Regions from separate parts of the Homo sapiens genome. Here region 2 is linked to region 1. Evidence: read pairs that join two places in POLR2A ChIA-PET (ENCODE). Cell type or tissue: Caco-2. All regions are shown on one strand. Each heading gives the region's core, and the rest is flanking DNA. Links, peaks and the distances in the headings are about the cores only. Region 1 holds the start of MIR3165 (microRNA 3165). Region 2 overlaps FOLR1 (folate receptor alpha).

Region 1 (10,493 bases), core at 1,114-9,113:
AAACGTAGAATTCTTTTTTACATGTGGAACATGGAAGTGGGAAGAATGCCTTGAAATAAGACTTGAATTCTAGAACTTTTAGGATGAGGGCAAAGCCCTGCTCAGGTGGCTGAACAGAGCTGATCAGGGGCTGTTTGGACAGCTGTGTCTAATTGATAAAACTATGATCAGAAGATATTAGGTTTGTGCAAAAGTAATTGCAGTTATTGCCATTGAAAGTAATGGCAAAAACCACAGTTACTTTTGCATTAACCTAATATATGGTGTGGTCATTTAATTTAGCCTCTTACCCAGTGTACACTAAACATACCAAAAGGTGTTGTCCAGACTCAAAATGAGTACTTTCTAGAATGAGATCATTCCCAAAGTCAATCCATCTCTAAGCTGAACAATTCTAATTGATAATTATTATTTTGTAGCTGGGCATGGTGGCTTGCCCTGTCATCCCAACTACTCTGGAGGCTGAGGCAGGAGGAGCAGGCGGGAGAATGGCTTGAGCCCAGGAGTTCTTAGCTAGCCTGGGCAACAGAGTGAGACCCCAACACAATTAAAATATGTTTATTGTTTTGTATTGTTAGTGATTATTTCATTTTACCCATGTATGTCTACTGTTTGCTTTTTCACTATTTTTCCTTGCATTTTATTCCTTCCTTTTTTATTGCATAGATACATACATCCTTCAGATGTTTGTCCAGTGGGAATCTGTTAGTGGTAAACACTGTCTTCATTTAAAAAATCTTTATTTCACTTTCAGTTTTTTGTTTTTTTTTTTTTTTTGAGATGGAGTCTCACTCTGTTGCCCAGGCTGGAGTGCAGTGGCACAGTCTCGGCTCACTGCAAGCTCCGCCTCCCAGGTTCACACCATTCTCCTGCCTCAGCCTCCCGAGTAGCTGGGACTACAGGCGCCCGCAACCACGCCTGGCTAATTTTTTGTATTTTTAGTAGAGACAGGGTTTCATTGTGTTAGCCATGATGGTCTCGATCCCCTGACCTTGTGATCCTCCCGCCTCGGCCTCTCAGAGTGCTGGGATTATAGGCATGAGCCACTGTGCCCAGCTCACTTTCAGTCTTGATTGGTAGTTTAGCTGGGTACTAGGCTTCCAATTATTGTCTCTTAGCACTTTGAAAGTGTTTTTTCATTGAAATTCTGGCTTTTTGTTGTTACTCTTGAGAACTATGCTTGCAAATTAACTTATTTTATTGTGGGTAACCTGTCTTTCTTTCTGTTTGTTTTTAAGATCTTCTTTGCTGTCATTTGTGTTCTGTACTTCCATTACATGGTGTGAATTTAATTTTCTTAAATCACTATATACTGGGGGCATATAGTAATTCCTTAATCTGAAATTTCATATCTTTTCACTAATTGTGTAAAAATTCCCAATCATTACCTCTTTACCTCTCTCAGATCTCATGCGTAACTTATGTTGAACTTCCTCATTCTGTCGTCTACATCTTATTCTTTCTTTCATAATTTCCATTTCTATCTTTCTGTGTTAACTTCTGGATAATTTCCTTATATCTATCTTCTAGTATACTAGTTTACTCTTCAGCTAGGTCTAATTTGTTTTTTGAATTCTTATTTTTATTAGCTAACTTTTTCATTTATTAGAAGTGCTCTTTGGTTCATTTTCAAATCTGCTTGTTTTTCGTGATCTTGTTTTTGTCTCATGTTTTCAATTTTGTGTCTGTAATAATTTTCAAGAAAGTTGAGTTTTGGCAGATGTCTACACCTGTAAACAGCAGCCATAATCAAGATACAGAGGATTTCTCTCACCCCCAAAAGATTTCTCATGCTTTTTTTTTTTTAAGATGGATTTTACTCTTATTCTCCAGGCTGGAGTCCAGTGGTGCAATCTCGGCTCCCTGCAACCTCTGCCTCCTGGGTTCAAGCGATTCTCCTGCCTCAGCCTCCTGAGTAGCTGGGATTACAGGCATGCACCACCATGCCCAGCTAATTTTGTATTTTTAATAGAAATGGGGTTTCACCATGTTGGTCAGGCTGATCTTGAACTGCCAACCTCAGGTAATCTGCCCTCCTCGGCCTCCCAAAGTGCTGGGATTACAGGCGTGAGCCACCGTGCCCGGCTCTCATACTTCTTTACAGTCCGTTTTTCCTTTCACCCTGATACCAGGAACCACTGATCGTTTGTTTGTTTTTCACTACATATTAATGTCTGCTTCCTAGAATTTTATTTTATTTTATTTTATTTTTTGAGATAGGATCTGTCTGGCTTTGTTGCCCAGGTTGGAGTGCAGTTGCAGGATCTTGGCTCACTGCAACCTCTGCCTCCTGGGCTCAAGCAGTCCGCCCACCTCAGCCTCCCAAGTAGCTGGGACTACAGGTGCACACCACCATACCCGGCAAATTTTTATATTTTCTGTAGAGACAGGGTTTTGCCATGTTGCCCGGGCTGGTCTCGAACTCCTGGGCTCAAGCAATCCACCCACCTCAGCCTCCCAATGTGCTGGGATTACTGGCGTGAGCCACTTCACCCAGCCTGTTTTGAATTCCTAGACGGTTTTTCCCTCCTTTCTCACTAGGTGAGCAAGGCAAGTTTTTTATTTCTCTCTGGACAGATTTTTTTTCCTAGTCTATTATCTTACTGAGTATAAACTTAAGAATCTCAGCCTCTGCACAGGGATCTCAGTGCCTTTTGTGGACTCAAGATCTGTCTTCTGAACCTATGAGGGTGTTACAAATTCCATACACGGCTAGGACAGCTATGTCATCAGCTCGCTAATCCTCCTCACTAATTTGTTTCTGGTTCCTGGGGATTTTTCTTACTTTCTTGAGAGCTCAGTTTATCTATATGTCAGTTCAGATCCAATCAGCAAAACAGAAACCACACAATAGAGTGAACTCCATAAAGGAGATTGATTTAAACCCTTGGTGGAGGGCTGAAAAAGCAGAAAGGGAATATTAAAGTAACTTCAATATAATAACTGCATAAAGAATTTTTCTCATCCAGGACTGAAAAACAAAGGGAGGAAGGTTGGGGCTACCAGAACCTAGAAGTCTAGAGGGATCTGGAATAGCTGTACCCAGATTCTCTGGAGAGGGTGTTACCTGGTGCTGCTGGTTTCTCAGGCCCTTATAGGAGGAACCTGGAGGAGCTGGCTTCTGTTGAGCCTTACTTAGCTGATGCTGGTGCCTTTGAGGGGCAGGAGGCTGGTTTTGGGAGTTTAGAAGGCAACTGGGAAGAACCAACTTCTGTTGTCAAGAAACACCAGGCTACAAGAAGGAGGAAGTCCCTTGTAGCCTTCTCTTGTCTTCTGTTTTCCCCTTAGCACCCCCTGTTGACAGGGATCCAGCTGGCAAATGTGAAATGGGGTTTAGTGGAGTCCAGGCCCCAGCATCACAAAGCGGAGCATAACAGGGTAGATTTGGAGCTGAGAGACAATACCTTAATAGCTGGCACAGTCTAGAAGGATGTTTATTATATTTTTCTGAGCACTTCTAGGCATATTTAGTAGGAAGGGCTTCAGGTTATCTGGTCTGTTTTTTGTATTGTATATTATTTTTATTTTATTTATTTATTTATTTATTTATTTATTTTGAGATGGAGTCTCACTCTGTCGCCCAGGCTGGAGTGCAATTGCACAGTCTTGGCTCACTGCAACCTCCGCCTCTCGGGCTCAAGTGATTCTCCTGTCTCAGCCTCCCAAGTAGCTGGGATTACAGGCACGTGCCACTGCAACCAGCTAATTTTTGTATTTTTAGTAGAGACAGGGTTTGACCATGTTGCCCAGGCTGGTCTCGAACTCCTGACCTCAGGTGATCCACCCGCCTCAGCCTCCCAAAGTGCTGGGATTACAGGCGTGAGCCATTGCACCCAGCCTGTTTGTTATTTTGAGACAGAGTCTTGCTCTGTCACTCTGGCTGGAGTGCAGTGGCGTCATCATAGCTCACTGCAGCCTCGATCTCCTGGACTCAAGCTATCCTCCCACCTCAGCCTGCTGAGTAGCTGGAACTACAAGTGCACGCCACTGTGCCTGGCAACTCTTTTTATTTTTAGTAGAGACGAGGTCTCACTATGTTGCCCAGGCTGGTCTCAAACTCTTGAGCTCAAGCAGTTCTCTCAAAGTGCTGGGATTACAAGCACAAACCACCACACCCAGCCTGGTCTGTTGTATCAACATTTAGTAATAGCAATAGGTAACATTTTTTTTCCAGCGTATATTGTGAACTAGGCACTGTTCTAAGTACTTTACAGAAACTACTTCTTTTTATTTTTTTTGAGATGGAGCCTCTCTCTATCACCCAGACTGGAGTACAGTGGTGTGATTTCTGCTCACTGCAACTTCCACCTCCCAGGTTCAAATGATTCTCCTGCCTCAGCCTCCCGAGTAACTGGGATTACAGGCGCACACCACTACCGTCTGGTTAATTTTTTTTGAGATGGAGTTTCGCTCCTGGTGCCCAGGCTGGAGTGCAATGGCGTGATCTTGGCTCACTGCAACCTCTGCCTCCTGGGTTCAAGCGATTCTCCTGCCTTATCCTCCTGAGTAGCTGGGATTACAGGCATGCGCCACCAAGCCTAGCTAATTTTTTTTGTATTTTTAGTAGAGACGGGTTTCCCCATGTTGGCCAGTCTGGTCTTGAACTCCTGACCTCAGGTGATCCACCTGCCTCAGCCTCCCAAAGTGCTGGGATTACAGGCCTGATCCACCGCAGCCAGCCTCGGAAGCTACTTCTTAAAGCTCTGTGAGCTAAGTTCTATTATTACTATTCTCTTTTACAGGGAAGGCAACTGAGGCACAGGTAGATTAATCTCCCCAAAGCCACACAGTTTATAAGTGGTGGAGTTGACATCCTAATCCAAGCATTCTGGGTTCTACATCCCACATTCTGAACTTCTACAACATGCTGAAATTTCTTCCCTGTGGCAAACCAAAATCAGTCTTCCTGTAACTTCCACTCATTAGTTCTGGTTTTGTATTCTTATAGTGGACTCATAAGTCTTTCTCCTCATCTATGTGAAAGCTATGCGTATATTTGAAAAAAGTTTTCTTGTTCTCCCCTGGCTAAAAGTGTGTAGTTCTTCCTCCATATTTGAAATGATATACTTCTAGACCCTTTGCCATGGTCATTGGTGTTCTTCCTCTGCAAGTCCTCTAACTTTGCTCTTCAAAGGTGGGGCATAGAGTCATCTTCTACTAATGCAGCTTAAGACTGCATTGATGTTTTGGGTAGCTCTGTCAGATTCATGGTTTACTGAGAGTGTGCTTAATAATGGCCTCTCCTCTACCTCCTACTGTGGGCAACTTTTTTTTTTTTTTTTTTGAGACAGGGTCTCGCTCTGTCACCCAGGCTGGAGTGCAGTGGCTGTCTTCCCACCTCAGCCTCCTAAGTAGTGTAGCTGGGACTACACCCGGCTAATTTTTTTGATTTTTAGTAGAGACAAGGTCTTGCTGTGTTGCTCAGGCTAGTCTTGAACACCTGAGCTCAAGCAATCCTCCTGCCTCGGCCTCGCAAAGTGCTAGGTTTATGGGTGTAAGCCATTGTGCCTGGCCTAGGCAGCTTTTTTTTTTTTTTTTTTTTGAGACGGAGTCTCGCTCTGTGTCACCCAGGCTTGAGTGCAGTGGCGCGATCTCGGCTCACTGCAAGCTCCGCCTCCCAGGTTCACGCCATTCTCCTGCCTCAGCCTCCCCTCCCGAGTAGCTGGGACTACAGGCACCCGCCACCGCGCCCAGCTAATTTTTTGTATCTTTAGTAGAGACGGGGTTTCACCGTGGTCTCTATCTCCTGACAGTGTGATCCGCCCGCCTTGGCCTCCCAAAGTGCTGGGATTACAGGCGTGAGCCACCGTGCCTGGCCAGGGGAATAGTTTTGACAATTCCTCTGGCAAATTGGAGGAGGAGCTGTCTAGAAAGGCCAGTATCTTGGGTCTCATTGAGGGGAGGAGAGAACCAAGGTAAAGGGTTGGCTATTAGGTAATCAGTCGCGGTAATAAGGGGCCATTTGGCAGAAGTAAAAATGAGGTATCTGATGGCTGTAGAAGGGAGAGAAGGCATTATTGCATAGCATGCTCCTGGGTTGAGGCCTCTGTTGGCAGCTGTGTCGCCTGCCCTTTCTGTCCTATTGAAGGGCCAGTTTCTTTGAAGTCTGCACAGGAAATACCAGTGATTCAGCCTTGCAGATTTCTTCTGCCTTATTGCAGCTGAGGACTGGTTTATCTGGTGAGGAGGAAAGACTGCATATATTTCAGGCATGTTTATTTGATACTTGAGTGCCTTCCTGTGACTGGCCAGAGACACTTGTTTTGCAGATTGTCAAATTTTTGGTACCCGGTGGCAAGGTGGATGCAATGTGACCTCAACTCTTGGTCCTCTGAGGTCACATTGTATCCACCTTACCACTGGGTACTAACGTGTGGGCAGCAGCTGCATTCTGCCTAGCGAGTGGGCATTTGTTCAGTGCCTGTACTTCTGTGATGGCCTCAATGAGGAGTGAGGTAATTGCCTGCTTTTCTAGATTTCCTGTGGTGTGACAATGTGAGTTTTGGAGAAACCTCTTATTCCCTAAGAATTTCCTACTATACCCCTCATGAGCTGCAGCAAAGTGGACTCTGTCTGATTGCTGACCTCCAAATGCCCAGTTTCCTTAGGTAGTGAGCAGATACCTAAAGTAATGAGTGCCTATTATATCTGTCACAGAGCTGAGTATATAAAAAAGTATATAATACAGGATTTCCCTCCTTACTAAATTATTTTATTTTGAAAATTTTCAAACCTATAGATATTTTGCAAAATAATGTAACAAATACTTATATACTTCTCATTTAGAGTCACTATTAACATTTTGCCAAATTTGCTGTCTATTTATCCTTCATTTTCTGAATCTTTTTGACTGTTAGATGTAAATATCATGTTATTTAATCCCTATTTCAGCAAGTATTTCCTAAGAAAAAGGTATCTTCCTATATAACTACAGTACTATTAACACTCAGGAAACTTAACATTGATTCAATACATCCAGTATATAATACTTGTTCAGATTTCTCATCTTTTCCCAGTGATGTCTTTTATTGAGTTTTTTAAAATTCAGGATTCATTGAAGGATCATGCATGTATTTATGCACTTAGTTGTCATGACTATCATGTCTTTAGTCTGCTTTAACTTTGAACAGTTCTTTTTTAATCTGAATGCCTTTTTGTCTTTCATAGCATTTGTCTGATTCTTCTTGATTAGATTCAGGTTAGGCATTTTTGGTAGAAGAACTATATAGATTAATACAATAGTTTGATTGATGAGGCTGACACTAAAATACATAGAAGCAGTATCTGATTTTGCAAGACAGTATATAATTTAGCACTTATTTGTGTTGTCTAATCTATAAACCCTATAGGAATTTACAGAAGAAGGAATTCAGTAGGACTTGGATAACTAGGAATGAAATACTTTGGCAGAAAGATGGGGTTTGGAAAATGAACAGAATTGGAGGCAGTTGGGATATGGTTAGATAAGCTGTGATTTGGGCTTCCCATCCTACTATTAAGGTTGTGTATCATGAAAAGTGACTTTGAGGGTTCTGTATCTTCCATGGTGTTTGCACTGCTAGAAGCCTAATGGTGTAGAGCTCTTGCTTTGGCATCAGACAGGTCTAGAGACTGTGCCCAGCATTTTGCCAGTTACCTAACCTTGGGGAAGTTTTCTCATTTGCAAGATAGAGTATTAATAACTATTTAAAAGGTTATCGTGATGCTCACAGTGAGACACTACATAAATATTTGAATTAAAATATTTGAATGCCTTTAGGGGGGTGCAGCGTTTCCTAGATCTGCCATGTGCCCCACTGGATCATTCATTTTGTTTTGTTTGGATACGTGGTTTCGCTCTGTTGCCCAGGCTGGAGTCCAGTGGCACGGTCTCAGCTCACTGCAGCCTCCCAAGTGGGTGGGACCCAGGCACACTCCACCACACCTAGCTAATTTTTTGTATTTTTGTAGAGACGGAGTTTTACTATGTTGCCCAGGTTGGTCTGGAACTCCTGAGCTCAAGCGATCTGCCCACCTTGGCTTCCCAAAGTGCTGGGATTACCGCTGTGAGCCACTGGGCCTTGCCTGGATAATTTGTTTCTGTTACCTGCCTGACCCCTGAAGATGTTTGAATTTACCACTCCTGGATAATTGAAAGCAGGGAAATGAGAAAAGGCTTGGCTCACGCAGAGAGAAGTGGGAAGACTGGCTTGATCAATTCAGAGTATATTCTGTAGAATAGTGGGAAATAAGGTTGAATAAATGACTTGAGGCCATATAATGGAGGATTTGGAAAGTTAAGCCAAAGAATTTAGATATGATGCTTTAGGGAGAAGAAAACTGGAAGATTTTTGAGCAGGAGGAGAGACACTTGAAAATGAGAGTGGTGTGGGGCCTCCTGAGGAAGAAGTTTTCTGGCTTAAAGACTGAAATCCTAACAGGGCAGGGCCTTCACAGTGCTGACCAAGTGTGGGTGTGGCTTGGCAGTCTTGCCACAGAAGGCCAGAATTTCTGCCCCAGTGACTCTTCCTGCTCTGCCACTGACTCACCCCGTTGACCTGGCCTGCATGGCTTCCCTTCTGCTTGCTGTCTGATCCACAGAACGCTGGGGTTGCCCAGGATAATGTGAGGCTGAGCTCACTAAGAGTGGGTGGGTTAGGGGAATGAATAATCATTCCTGTCCCTTTGCCCCTTCCCTAGGTGGAAACTAATTCTAAGCCAGACTGCTGGAGATCACCCTGTTCTAGTGTGTGGAGGCTTCCACCAGGAGGTAAGTCAAAATGGTTTCTGCCCTCTAGTTTTTCATAGGTCAGCTTTGTCCTGAGCAGGATCTCTACCATTTACTTTTTCCCTGACCCAGATTCTTCAAAGTGATTGTCTTTGTCTTTCAATTATTTGAGGCAAACAGGTTACTGTAGGAGGAGAGCAGAGAGGTTTAATAAAGATATTTTTCTAACTGTGGGAGGGTGGTGTCCAGAGGTTTTCATTGGCCCTTGCTCTGAGGTAGATTGCCCAGAACTCTTGTGAGCCAGACACTAAACATTGGCCATTGAGGCCACTGCAGAGAAGTCCTGGTTTTTAAGCCATCATTTCTCTGCTACTGGGTTTCAGAACCATTCTTGGTGTGCTTTAGTGTCCCAAGTTATTTCTGTCCCTTTTGATCAGGGGAGTGAAGGAAGTGAGAAGCAGGGGAGGAGGAGCTGTATACATAAGTATGTGTGGGTGCATTATGCTGGGAGTTTGGGTGTCTGGGTTTCTCATCCTGACTGTTGCTAACCAGATGTGTGACCAGGGACAAATTGCCTAACCTCAATGGACTGAACTTTTCTCATATGTAAAAAGGGACAGTTAGGATTATATGATCTTGAAGATTTCTTCCAGGGCCAAAATTTATCATTATATAATGTGTAATTATAAAGTGATATAATAGTTGAACAAATGTGACAGATATTGTACATGTCTTGCCCCCTTGATTGTAATTATGGGGCAATTAGAATGTTTTTAAGTTTGACCCCTTCAAAGTAATTGTGTTCTCAGCCTTTAGATTTCCTTTGGTGATGGTGTCATTGCCTCAGACTGCCTCTGAGCCAATCTTTTGAATATCCTCAGAGGTAGCAAATCTTTACTCTTAGCTTGGTGGATTCAATTTTTAGAAACAGCCAGAAGATGCCGTGAGCCAAAGATTCATGCAAGGCAATACCTTTTTTGGTGAAGGATGAGGTGTGACTATAAAACAGTAACACCGAATTTTTCTGTTTGTCTCACATGGAGTAGACTTTAAAGGCAGCTCCCAAAGAAGTGTTTTGTTAGAATAAGTAAATAACTTCCTAAGGAGAGTATTTTGATTGCAGTTTTCATTTGATTTAATAAGATTAGAAATGTCTGCTGGAAAACAAGTCACTTTCCTTTATAGTGACTGTGCATATGCTTGCTTATAGGTTGGGGTGACTAGATAATGGAGAAAACTGGCCTTTCTTTTCTTTTTTTTTTCCAGACAGGGTCTCTCTCTGTCACCCAGACTGGAGTGCAATGGCGGGATCTCAGCTCACTGCAACCTCCACCTCTCGGGTTCAAGCGATTCTCCTGCCTCAGCCTCCCTAGTAGCTATGATTACAGGCATGTGCCACCATGCCCAGCTAATTTTTTGTATTTTTAGTAGAGACAGGGTTTCACCATGTTGGTCAGGCTGGTCTTGAACTCCTGACCTCAAGCGATCCACCCGCCTTGGCCGCCCAAAGTGCTAGGATTACAGGCGTGAGCCACCGCGCCCTGCCAAAAACTGGTCTTTCTCCTGGTACTCCTCCCAAATCACAAGTGTGTTGAGGGCTGAAACACAAGTGTGTTGAGGGAACAAGTGTGTTTCAACATGTTGCTCTATAGGAAACTGCAGCTGAGGAGCCATTGCAGTCCCATCTCCAGAAGACCCCCAGAAAGAGTTGGAAGAGTTCTTCAGGCTGTGGCAGCCACTGCCCACCAACACACCCAAATCAATCAAGATGAATCCCAGGTGGTGA
Region 2 (10,493 bases), core at 1,639-9,638, 120 kb before region 1:
AACTTACCTGTGCCAGCTGGAATAAACACTCTTTTTTAAAAAAAGTCCTTGGTCAATGGGCTACCTCATAAACATCTCTAATGGTGTTATCTACATCTACACCAAGAATAGACTCACTCCTTGACTGCCAAATCCTATCTTTTTTTTTTTTTTTTTTTTTTTGGAGACAGGGTCCCACTCTGTCAACCCAGGCTGGAGTGCAGTGGTACAATCACCGCTCACTGCAGGCTCAACCTCCCCGGGCTCAGGAGATCCTCCGACCTCAGCCTCCCAAGTAGCTGGAACTAAGGCGTGCGCCATCACACCCAGCTAATTTTTGTATTTTTTTTCTAGAGACTTGATTTCACCATGTTGCCCAGGCTGGTCTCAAACTCCTAAGCTCAAGCCATCCACCCTCTTCGGCCTCCCAAAGTGCTGAGGTTACAGGCATGAGCTACCACACTCAGCCTCCAACCAATCTTTTAGATTGGGAATGGAGTTTGTCTCAGATGATAGATTTTTATGAAGCCACATGCCAAATTTGTTAGAATAGTTTCCCTCATGTGCACACCTCGCAGAAACTCAGAATCATCCCCTCAGTAATTTTCATCCCCCGTCATGCCCATTTACAATTAATCCCTGTTCTCACTTCCAGCCCCAGGCAGCTACTACTCTACTTACCGCCTCTATAAATTTGCCTTTCCTGCACATTTCACGTAAGTGAAATCATGCCACATGAAGCCTCTTAGGTCTGGCTCCTTTCACTTAGCATAATGTTTTTGAGGTTCATCCACAACATAGCATGTGTCATCACGTTTCATTGCTGCAGTCTTCTACTGTATGGATTTACCACATTTTGTCTATCCACTCACCAGCTGCTAAAAATTTAGGTTATTGCCAGGTGCGGTGGCGCACGTCTGTAATCCCAGCACTTTGGGAGGCCGAGACAGGTGTATCACCTGAGGTCAGGAGTTCAAGACCAGTCTGACCAACATGGCGAAACCCTGTATCTACTAAAAAATACAAAAATTAGCCAGGCATGGTGGTGTGTGCCTGTACTCCCAGATACTTGGGAGGCTGAGGCAGGAGAATCGCTTGAATCCAGGAAGCAGAGGTTACAGTGAGCCAAGATCACGCCATTACGCTCCAGCCTGGGCAACAAGACCAAAATTCCGTCTCAAAAAATATATATACATACATACATATGTATACTTATACGTATGTATGTATGTATACATACATATGTATACTTATACGTATGTATGTATGTATACATACATATGTATACGTGTACATACGTATACGTGTATACGTGTATACGTGTACACGTGTACATACGTATACGTGTATACGTGTATACGTGTACACGTGTACATACGTATACGTGTATACGTGTATACGTGTATACGTATACGTGTATACGTGTACATACGTATACGTGTATACGTGTATACGTGTATACGTATACATACGTATACGTGTATACGTATACATACGTGTATACGTGTATACGTATGTATACGTGTATACGTGTATACGTGTACATACGTATACGTGTATACGTGTACATACGTATACGTGTATACGTGTACATACGTATACGTGTATACGTGTACATACGTATACGTGTATACGTGTACATACGTATACGTGTATACGTGTACATACGTATACGTGTATACGTGTACATACGTATACGTGTATACGTCTGTATACGTGTATACGTGTATACGTGTACATACGTATACGTGTATACGTGTACATACGTATACGTGTATACGTGTACATACGTATACGTGTATACGTGTACATACGTATACGTGTATACGTGTACATACGTATACGTGTATACGTGTACATACGTATACGTGTATACGTGTATACGTGTATACGTATATATAGGTTATTGCCAGCTTGGGACTATTATGTATAATGATACCTAATATTATGAATATTCATAATTAAGTTTTGTTATGTTGATTTTCATTTCTCCTGAGTAGATACCTGGAAGTGGAATTTTGAGTTGTATGGTAGTTTTACATTTAACTTTTTGAGAAACTGCCACACTGTTTTCCAAAGGGCTGTACCATTTTACATCCCCACCAGCACTGTGTGAGGGTTCACATCCTTGCCAACATTTGTTATTGTCTATCTTATTATTATTGCCATTCTAATAGGTATAAAATGGTATATTACTGGGGTTTTAATTTGCACTTTTCTAATGATTAATAATGTTGAGTATCTTTTCACGTAACTACTCATAATTTGTGTATCTTCTTTTTTTTTTTTTCTGAGACACAGTCTCGCTCTGTCACCCAGGCTGGAGTGCAGTGGCATGATCTCAGCTCACTGCAATCTCCACCTCCCAGTTTCAAGCAATTCTCCTGTCTCAGCCTCCCGAGTTGCTGAGATTACAGGCATGTGTCACCGCACCTGGCTAATTTTTGTATTTTTAGTAGAGACAGGGTTTTGCCATGTTAGCCAGGCTGGTCTTTACTCCTGGCCTTAAGTGATCCGGCCGCCTCAGCCTCCCAACGTGCTGGGATTACAGACATGAACTACCGCACTCGACCTATGTATCTTCTTTAATGAAGTTTGTTCATTTCTTTTGCCCATTATTTGATTGGGTCAACTGCCTTATAATTACTGAGTTGTAAGTGTTCTTTGTATATTATGAATACAGATGCTTTATCAGATGTGTTTTGTAAATATTTCCTCCAGTCTGTTGCTTGTCTTTTAATTTTCTTAAGGCTGTCTTTTAAAGGGCAAGAGTTTTGAATTTTAAGTCCAATTTATCAATTTTTGCATTCATCACCTATGCTTTTGGTCCAAAAAAGAAGTGGGCCAGGCTTGGTGGTTCACGGCTGCAACCCCAGCACTTTGGGAGACCGAAGTGGGTGAATCACTTGAGCCCAGGAGTTCCAGACCAGCCTGGCCAACATGGAGAAACCCTGTCTCTACTAAAAATACAAAAATTAGCTGGGTGTGGTGGCGCATGCTTGTAGTCCCAGCTACTCAGGAGGCTGAGGCAGTAGAAGCCGGGAGGCAGACATTGCAGTGAGCTGAGATCACACCACTGCATTCCAGCCTGGACAAGAGAGAGACTCCGTCTCAAAACAAAAACCAACACACACACACACACACACACACACACACACACACACACACACACAAAATAAATAAGTAAAAGAAATAGGTCGGGCATAGTGGCTCATGCCTGTCATCCCAGCACCTTGGGAGGCCAAGTCAGGTGGATTGCTTGAGGCCAGGAGTTTGAGACCAGCCTGACCAAATGGTGAAACCCCGTATCTACTAAAAATTATGAAAATTAGCTGGGCATGGTGGCACATGCCTATAATCCCAGCTTCTTGGAGGCTGAGGCATGAGAATTGCTTGAACCCAGGAAGCAGAGGTTTCAGTGACACGAGATTGTGCCACCGCACTCCAGCCTTGGTGACAGAGTAAGACTCCATCTCAAAAAAAGAAAAAAAAGTTGGTTTTAGATGGTACTTATCTTTAATTCCACTAATCCAAATATATCTGTAAACTAATCATATTTGTAAATGGTGTCACTGATCCTGTAGAGAACATGATGCAACAATTGACCTTGTTTACAAGACTACCCAGGGCGGTCAGCAGTGGATTGCTCCACTTTTCGGGTTGATGTAGTTTTTCTGGTTTTTTCTGTGTGTGTGTAGTTTTTCTTTTTTTTTTCTTTTTTTTTTTTTTTGAGACGGAGTCTCACTCCATTGCCCATCGCCCAGGCTGGAGTGCAATAGCAGGATCTCGGCTCACTGCAACATCCACCTCCCGGGTTCAAGCAATTCTCATGCCTCACCTTCCCAACAAGCTGGGGTTTACAGGCATGTGCCATCACGTCTGGCTGATTTTTTTGTATTTTTAGTAGAGACGGAGTTTCACCATGTTGGCCAGGCTGGTCTTGAACTCTTGCCCTCAAGTGATCCGCCTGCCTCGACCTCCCAAAGTGCTGGGGTTACAGGCATAAGCCACCATGCCCGGCCTGGGTTGATGTAGTTATTTGCATAGGTTTAAAGAGTTGATCCTCCTTCTTACTAGGATCTAACCAAAAAATTAAATTTGTAACTATGACCGTGCATGAAATAGAAACTGACCAGAAAACAACGAGGTCTGTTGCAAACCTTGTGATTCTCCTGTCCTTCCAAGTACATGATAAGATCATGTTTTCCTGGCCTTCTTGAATTTAGGCATGCTCATGACTTGATTTGGCCAATGATATAAGTGACAGGTGGAAATTTGAAGAGCCTTATGGAATTCGCTAAGTTCCCTCTTCCTGTTTCATAGAAGATGGAGCCTCCATCAGCCTGGGCCTGGAATGAGAAGCAGAACCCCCTGGCTGCTAATGTAGTCCAGGAAAGAGAAATGAACAGAATCCCTCTGATAACCCACATTAAACATTGCAGCTTGAGCAAGAAATAAACATGATTTGTGGCCAGGCACAGTGGCTCACATCTGTAATCCCAGCATTTTGAGAGGATCACTTCAGTGCAAGTTCAAGACCAACCTGGGTAAGATAGTGAGAACCTCCCTGTCTTTACTATTGTATATATATAATACATATTTTATATGTGTATATATTAGCTGGATGTTGTGGCTCACAGCTGTAGTCCCAACTACTCAGGAGGCTGAGGCAGGAAGATCACTTGAGCCCAGGAATTTGAAGCTGCCGTGAGCTATAATCATGCCAGTACTCCAGCCTGGGTGACAGAGAGAGACTCTGTCTCTAAACGAAAGAAAACAAACAAAAAAAACCCAAAAAGGTGAGTTGTATGATGCCACAGAAATATTACGAATGTTACTGTAATATAACCTGGCTTAATACAAAGGTTACAAACTATATTTAATGGAGAACGCTGCCTTAAAACCCTTCAGGTTATTGGTTTGGAACCTGCTTAGGAGTCGAAGTTTGGGTTCCCATCCTAGCTCTGGCAGAGCAGCTTAGGCCCAGCTCCTCTGGTCAGCCATGGACCCATTATCCCTTCAAGACACACATATTTATTCACTCCATGATGGGAAAGAGCATGTCCTTTCTTTTTTTTTTTTTTTTTTTTTTGAGGCGGAGTTTCGCTCTGTTGCCCAGGCAGGAGTGCAATGGTGTGATCTCTGGTCACTGCAACTTCTGCCTCCTGGGTTCGAGAGATTCTCCTGCCTCAGCCTCCCGAGTAGCTGGGATTACAGGTGCACACCACCACGTCCGGCTAAGTTTTGTATTTTTAGTAGAGACAGGGTTTTGCCATGTTGGCTAGGCTAATCTCGAACTCCTGACCTCAGGTGATCCGCCCGACTTGGCCTCCCAAAGAGCTGGGATTATAGGTGTGAGCCACTGTGCCTGGCCAGGCAATGTTCTTTAATTTATGTGTCTGTTTCTACATATGGAAAATGCAGACAGTAGTATCTACATGTCATCGGTATAAACAGTTTAGGATAGTGCCTAGCAGAAAATGCTTTGTGGGTATTAGCTGTTAGTGCCATATGGCTCTTGCTGCCACCCTTACCCTCTTCCCAGCAACCCATCCAAAACATGCTGGGTACAGCCATTCCCACCTCTTCTTTTGGAGAGCTGAGCACAGCACAGGAATCAACCCTGGGAAGCTTATGTTCAGTTTAAATGATAAAATCCTGAGCTAGGCTGGGCATGGTGTCTCACACTTGTAATCCCAGCACTTTGGGAGGCTGAGGTGGGTGGTTCACCTGAGGTTAGGAGTTCCAGACCAGCTTGGCCAACATGGCGAAACCCCATCTCTAATAAAAATACAAAAATTAGCCAGGCATGGTGGCCCACACCTATAGTCCCAGGTACTCGGGAGGCTGAGGCAGAATTGCTTGAATGTGGGAGGCAGAGGTTGCAGTGAGCTGAGACTGCGCTGGGTGTGGTGGCTCACGGTTGTAATCCCAGTACTTTTGAAGTCTGAGATGAAAGGTTTGCTTCAGGCCAGGAGTTTGAGATCAGCCTGGACGACATACCAAGATCTCCTCTTTATAAAAAAATGTAACAATTAGCCAGGTGGGGCTGGGCGCAGTGGCTCACGCCTGTAATCCCAGCACTTTGGGAGGCCAAGGCAGGCGGATCACTTGAGGTCGGGAGTTCAAGACCAGCCTGACCAACATGGAGAAACCCTGTCTCTACTAAAAATACAAAATCAGCCGGGCATGGTGGTGCATGCCTATAATCCCAGCTACTCTGGAGGCTGAGGCAAGAGAATCACTTGAACTTGGGAGGAGGAGGTTGCAGTGGGCCAAGATCATGCCATTGCACTCCAGCCTGGGCAACAAGAGCGAAACTCCATCTCAAAAAAAAAAAAAAAATTAGCCAGGTGTGGTGGCACATGGTTGCAGTCTCAAGTTGAGAGGCTGAGGTGGGAGGATCACTTGAGCCCAGGAGGCAGATGTTACAGTGAATCAAGGTCATGCCACTGCACTCCAGCCTGGTGACAGAGTGAGATCCTGTCTCAAAACAAACAAAATATTCCTGGGTGAGACCCTGTCTCAAAACAAACAAATGAAAAATTCCTGGGCTTGGCTCTAGATTGGAGCAATAGTAAAAAATGAAATTGAGAGCTACGAATGTCTCCTAAGTTAGAAAAATAGTTAAGTATCAGGCTAGTTTATAGCAACTGTCAGAGCTAGGAATTGGCCCAGTCTCACTGGTTTCAATCAATGGGAATTGGAAAACAAAACAGTCACGTTCCCATTCATATCCAAATAATTCTCAAGACACATGTGCGGTGTCTGGTTTATTCAAAGTGGCTGTCAGAGGCCCGACCATGGAGCAGGAACCAAATAGTTGGGAGCTGTGGGGCTGAACAGGGCAGGGATTTCCAGGTATCAGAAGGTAAAAGGAGGTCAGCTGAGCAGCCACAGCAGCATTAGGGCCAGGCTAAGCAGGAAAGGCCAGGCTGCCCAGGGCCCAGCCCCACTCATGGCTGCAGCATAGAACCTCGCCACCTCCTCATTGGGGTTGCCCTGGGCTGGGTCGAACCACATCTGGATGCAGCGGCCACTCCCTCGGCTGTAGTTGCTGACCTTGTAGGAGTGAGTCCAGATTTCATTGCACAGAACAGTGGGTGTGGGGAAGTAGAAATGGAAAGGTTGGCAGGCAGCTCCCACTGCGCACTTGTTAAACCCTGTAGAGAGGAGGGAAGACCTTTAGCCACTGGGCCCGGAACTATCTTGAGGTCTGCCAGCCCTACAACTCCAAATTGTCACATACCTGTTCCACACCCACACACCTCCACTTCCAAATCCCTCCATTCCTGCCCACCCCAGCCCTCACCTGAAGTCCAGTTCCAGCCCTTGTGCCAGTTGCTCTTGCAGGTGTAGGAGGTGCGACAATCTTCCCACCATTGCTCACAGTCCTCTTTGCACAGGGGCACGTTCAGTACCCGCTCTTTGCGCCAGCTCTGATCCACCTGGGTGATTTTGATACAAAAGAAGGGCTCAGGTTCAAGAATCCCAGCAACTCAGCCCCGAATAGAACTGGAGCTGGGGTTGCAGCCTGCAGAGATGCCTGGAAAGCTCAGCTGCTCCGCTAGGTCTTGTACCTGCAGGAAGCCATGCATACCTGCTGGATCCAGGGCCCCAAGTTGGGGGAGCACTCGTAGAGGCAGGTGTCCTGGATGAAATGCCGTTTGCAGGCAGGTGCCATCTCTCCACAGTGGTTCCAGTTGAATCTATATAGGTAGGAAACATCCTTATGGGCTTCCTGGCTGGTGTTGGTAGAACAGCAGGCATTCTTCCTCCAGGGTCGACACTGGATGGGGGAAGACAGAGGACTCAGTCCACAGCCAGCACAGCCAGCACAGCCAGAATATTCCACATGCAGTGTCTCCCCTCTTAGTCCTTGATTCCCCAGCCCACTGGAAGTCACCCAGGAAAATACTTGCTATTGGGACCTCTTTAGGGGAGAGGGCCGTCAGAGACAGTGGGAGCCCAAAAGGGAGCTCCTGCTGGAGTTGCAGTCATTACAAAATTTGTTAATTCAACCTTTATTGAGATCCTACTTACTCTCACCCAGGTACTTTTGTAGAAACTGGGGTTACAACAATGAACACATCACCTGATTTTTGCTTTGGACAAAAATTAAGCAGAGACGGATGGGGACTTGTAGTGTAATAGTGCGGTCAGATTAAGCCTCACTGAGGTGTCAAAGATTTGAAGGTAAAAAAGCAATTTAAATTGTAACCCCAGGCTGGGTGCAGTGGCTTACTTGTGTAATCCCAGCACTTTGGGAGGCCAAGGCAGGTGGATCACCTGAGATCAAGAGTTTGAGACCAGCCTGGCCAACATGGTGAAACCCCGTCTCTACTAAAAATATAAAAATTAGGCCGGGTGCGGTGGCTCACGCCTGTAATCCCAGCATTTTGGGAGGCCGAGGCGGGTGGATCACGAGGCTAAGAGATCAAGACCATCCTGGCCAACATGGTGAAACCCCGTCTCTACTAAAAATACAAAAAATTAGCCGGGCGTGGTGGCTGGCACCTGTAGTCCCAGCTACTTGGGAGGCTGAGGCAGGAGAATGGTGTGAACCCGGCAGGTGGAGCTTGCAGTGAGCCGAGATCATGCCACTGCACTCCAGCCTGGGCGACAGAGCAAGACTCCATCTCAAAAAATAAACAAACAAAAAACTAGCCAAGTGTGGTGGCGGACACCTGTAATCCCAGCTACTTGGGAAGTGTTTTGTCCCTGACTAGCTGCCTCACCCATTATCTGTTTGTGGAATTTGTGATACAAAAAAACAATGTATAGCCAATCAATTGTGGATGTTATTTTATTATAAGTTATTGAGAAACAACTTAGGAACTAATCTTTTTCCTTAAAAACTAACTTGTGATGGCTGCAAAATTCAGGACAACTTGAAACTATGCTCCTGTGTGCCTATCCTCAAGCTTCCTGAATCTCATTACTTAAGGCTGACAAGCTAAATATTAAAATGTGGGCCGGCACAGTGGCTCACATAGTGCCTGTAATCCCAGCACTTTGGGAGGTGGAGGTGGACAGATCACTTAAGGTCAAGAATGGAGACCAGCCTGGCCAACATGGCAAAACCCCATTTCTACTAAAAATACAAAAATTAGCTAGGCATGGTGGCAGGTGCCTATAGTCCCAGCTACTCTGGAGGCCAAGGCAGGAGAATTGCTTGAACCTGGGAGGTGGAGGTTGCAGTGAGCTGAGATTGTGCCACTGCACTCCAGCCTGGGCAACAGAGCAAGACTCCATCTCAATAAATAAATAAATAAATAAATAAATAAAATGTGCACTTAAGGCCGGGCGCAGTGGCTCACACCTGTAATCTCAGCACTTTGGGAGGCCAAGAGGGGCGGATTATGAGGTGAGGAGTTCGAGACCAGCCTGGCCAACATGGTGAAACCCCCATCTCTACTAAAAATACCAACAAACAAAACAAACAAACAAACAAAAAATTAGCTGGGTGTGGTGGCGTGTGCCTACTCAGGAGGCTGAGGCAGGAGAATCACTTGAACCTGGGAGGTGGAGGTTGCAGTGAGCTGAGATTGTGCCACTGCACTCCACCCTGGGCAACAAGAGCAAAACTCTATCTCAAGAAAAAAAAAAAGAAATGCGTATTACAAGTTTCTCTCCCTTGCCTCCCTCCCTTTCCTCCCTCCCTTTCCTCCCTCCCTTTCCTTCCTCCCCTTCCTTCCTTCCTTTCTTTCTTTTTTTCGTTCTTTCTTTCTTTTGACAAGGTCTCACTCTGTTGCCCAGGCTGGAGTGCAGTGGCACGATCTACAATCTCTGCCTCCTGGGCTCAACTGACCTGCCCACCTCAGCCTCCTGAGTAGCTGGGACTGCAGGCATGTGCCACCACACCTGACTAATTTTTTTTATTTTTTAGTAGAGATGGGGTTTTGCCATCTTGCCCAGGCTGGTCTCGAACTCCTGAGCTCAAGTGATCTGCCCATCTCGACATCCCACAGTGTTGGGATTACAGGCGTGAGCCGTAACACCTGGCCTACAAATTACTTTTCCTCTGCTTTTTCTTTAGTTATATCATCATGTTCAGGATATTAAAGGGGTGGTAGCAAAATAAATGTTATAGGGAGACCTCAGGTCCAATGTGGTCGAGAGACACAGCCCAAAGTTTTGCGAGATGCATGAACCAAGATGCTTCAGGAGGGCGTACGGCTCATTTCTGTAATCCCACACTTTGGGAGGCTGAGGTGGGAGGATCACTTGAGTCCAGGAATTTGAGACCAGCCTGGGCAACATATGGAGACTTTGTCTCAGGAAAAAAAAAAAAGAATGCTTTGCACACAGCCTCATAATGTGAGAGACTCTCCCTTCTTGAGCTGTTTAGGGCTGGCAGAAAAGAGGCCACTATGCACAGTGTGCAGTTTCTTCCCTCAGATCTTTGGAGGAGTCATTCCCAGTCTAAATCCCTAAATCAAGCAACCCCAGGATGGGTCACTCCAACTTCATTTCCCAGGCTCTCCTTTGGGCCTGCTTCCTTATTTCTGTAA

Evidence for each region. ChIA-PET counts read pairs that join two places held together with the same protein. Peaks named below come from ENCODE experiments on the same cell type or tissue, not always from the same donor. Only the 100,000 strongest peaks of a DNase experiment are listed, where the experiment ranks them.
Region 2: POLR2A ChIA-PET joins it to region 1 with 12 read pairs; 2 of 35 experiments call an interaction of 5 or more read pairs at or near these places.

What each region holds. Positions count from the first base shown.
Region 1 is chr11:72,068,098-72,078,590 of GRCh38, reverse strand. It overlaps NUMA1 (nuclear mitotic apparatus protein 1), which reads left to right. Exons shown (of 27, transcript NM_006185.4): 2 at 8,680-8,749. MIR3165 (microRNA 3165) reads left to right here and starts at 6,289; the gene lies at 6,289-6,363. In Caco-2, for the core only: no CTCF peak of the experiment used is centred there; DNase peaks (open chromatin) are centred at 6,070 and 8,490.
Region 2 is chr11:72,192,546-72,203,038 of GRCh38, reverse strand. FOLR1 (folate receptor alpha) reads right to left here. Exons shown (of 4, transcript NM_016729.3): 2 at 7,580-7,768; 3 at 7,292-7,427; 4 at 6,740-7,142. The coding sequence ends at 6,862. FOLR1-AS1 (FOLR1 antisense RNA 1) reads left to right here. Exons shown (of 3, transcript NR_199595.1): 2 at 4,303-4,526. Among named protein-coding and RNA genes, the nearest start is that of FOLR1, 5.7 kb to the right of the region's middle. In Caco-2, for the core only: no CTCF peak of the experiment used is centred there; a DNase peak (open chromatin) is centred at 3,628.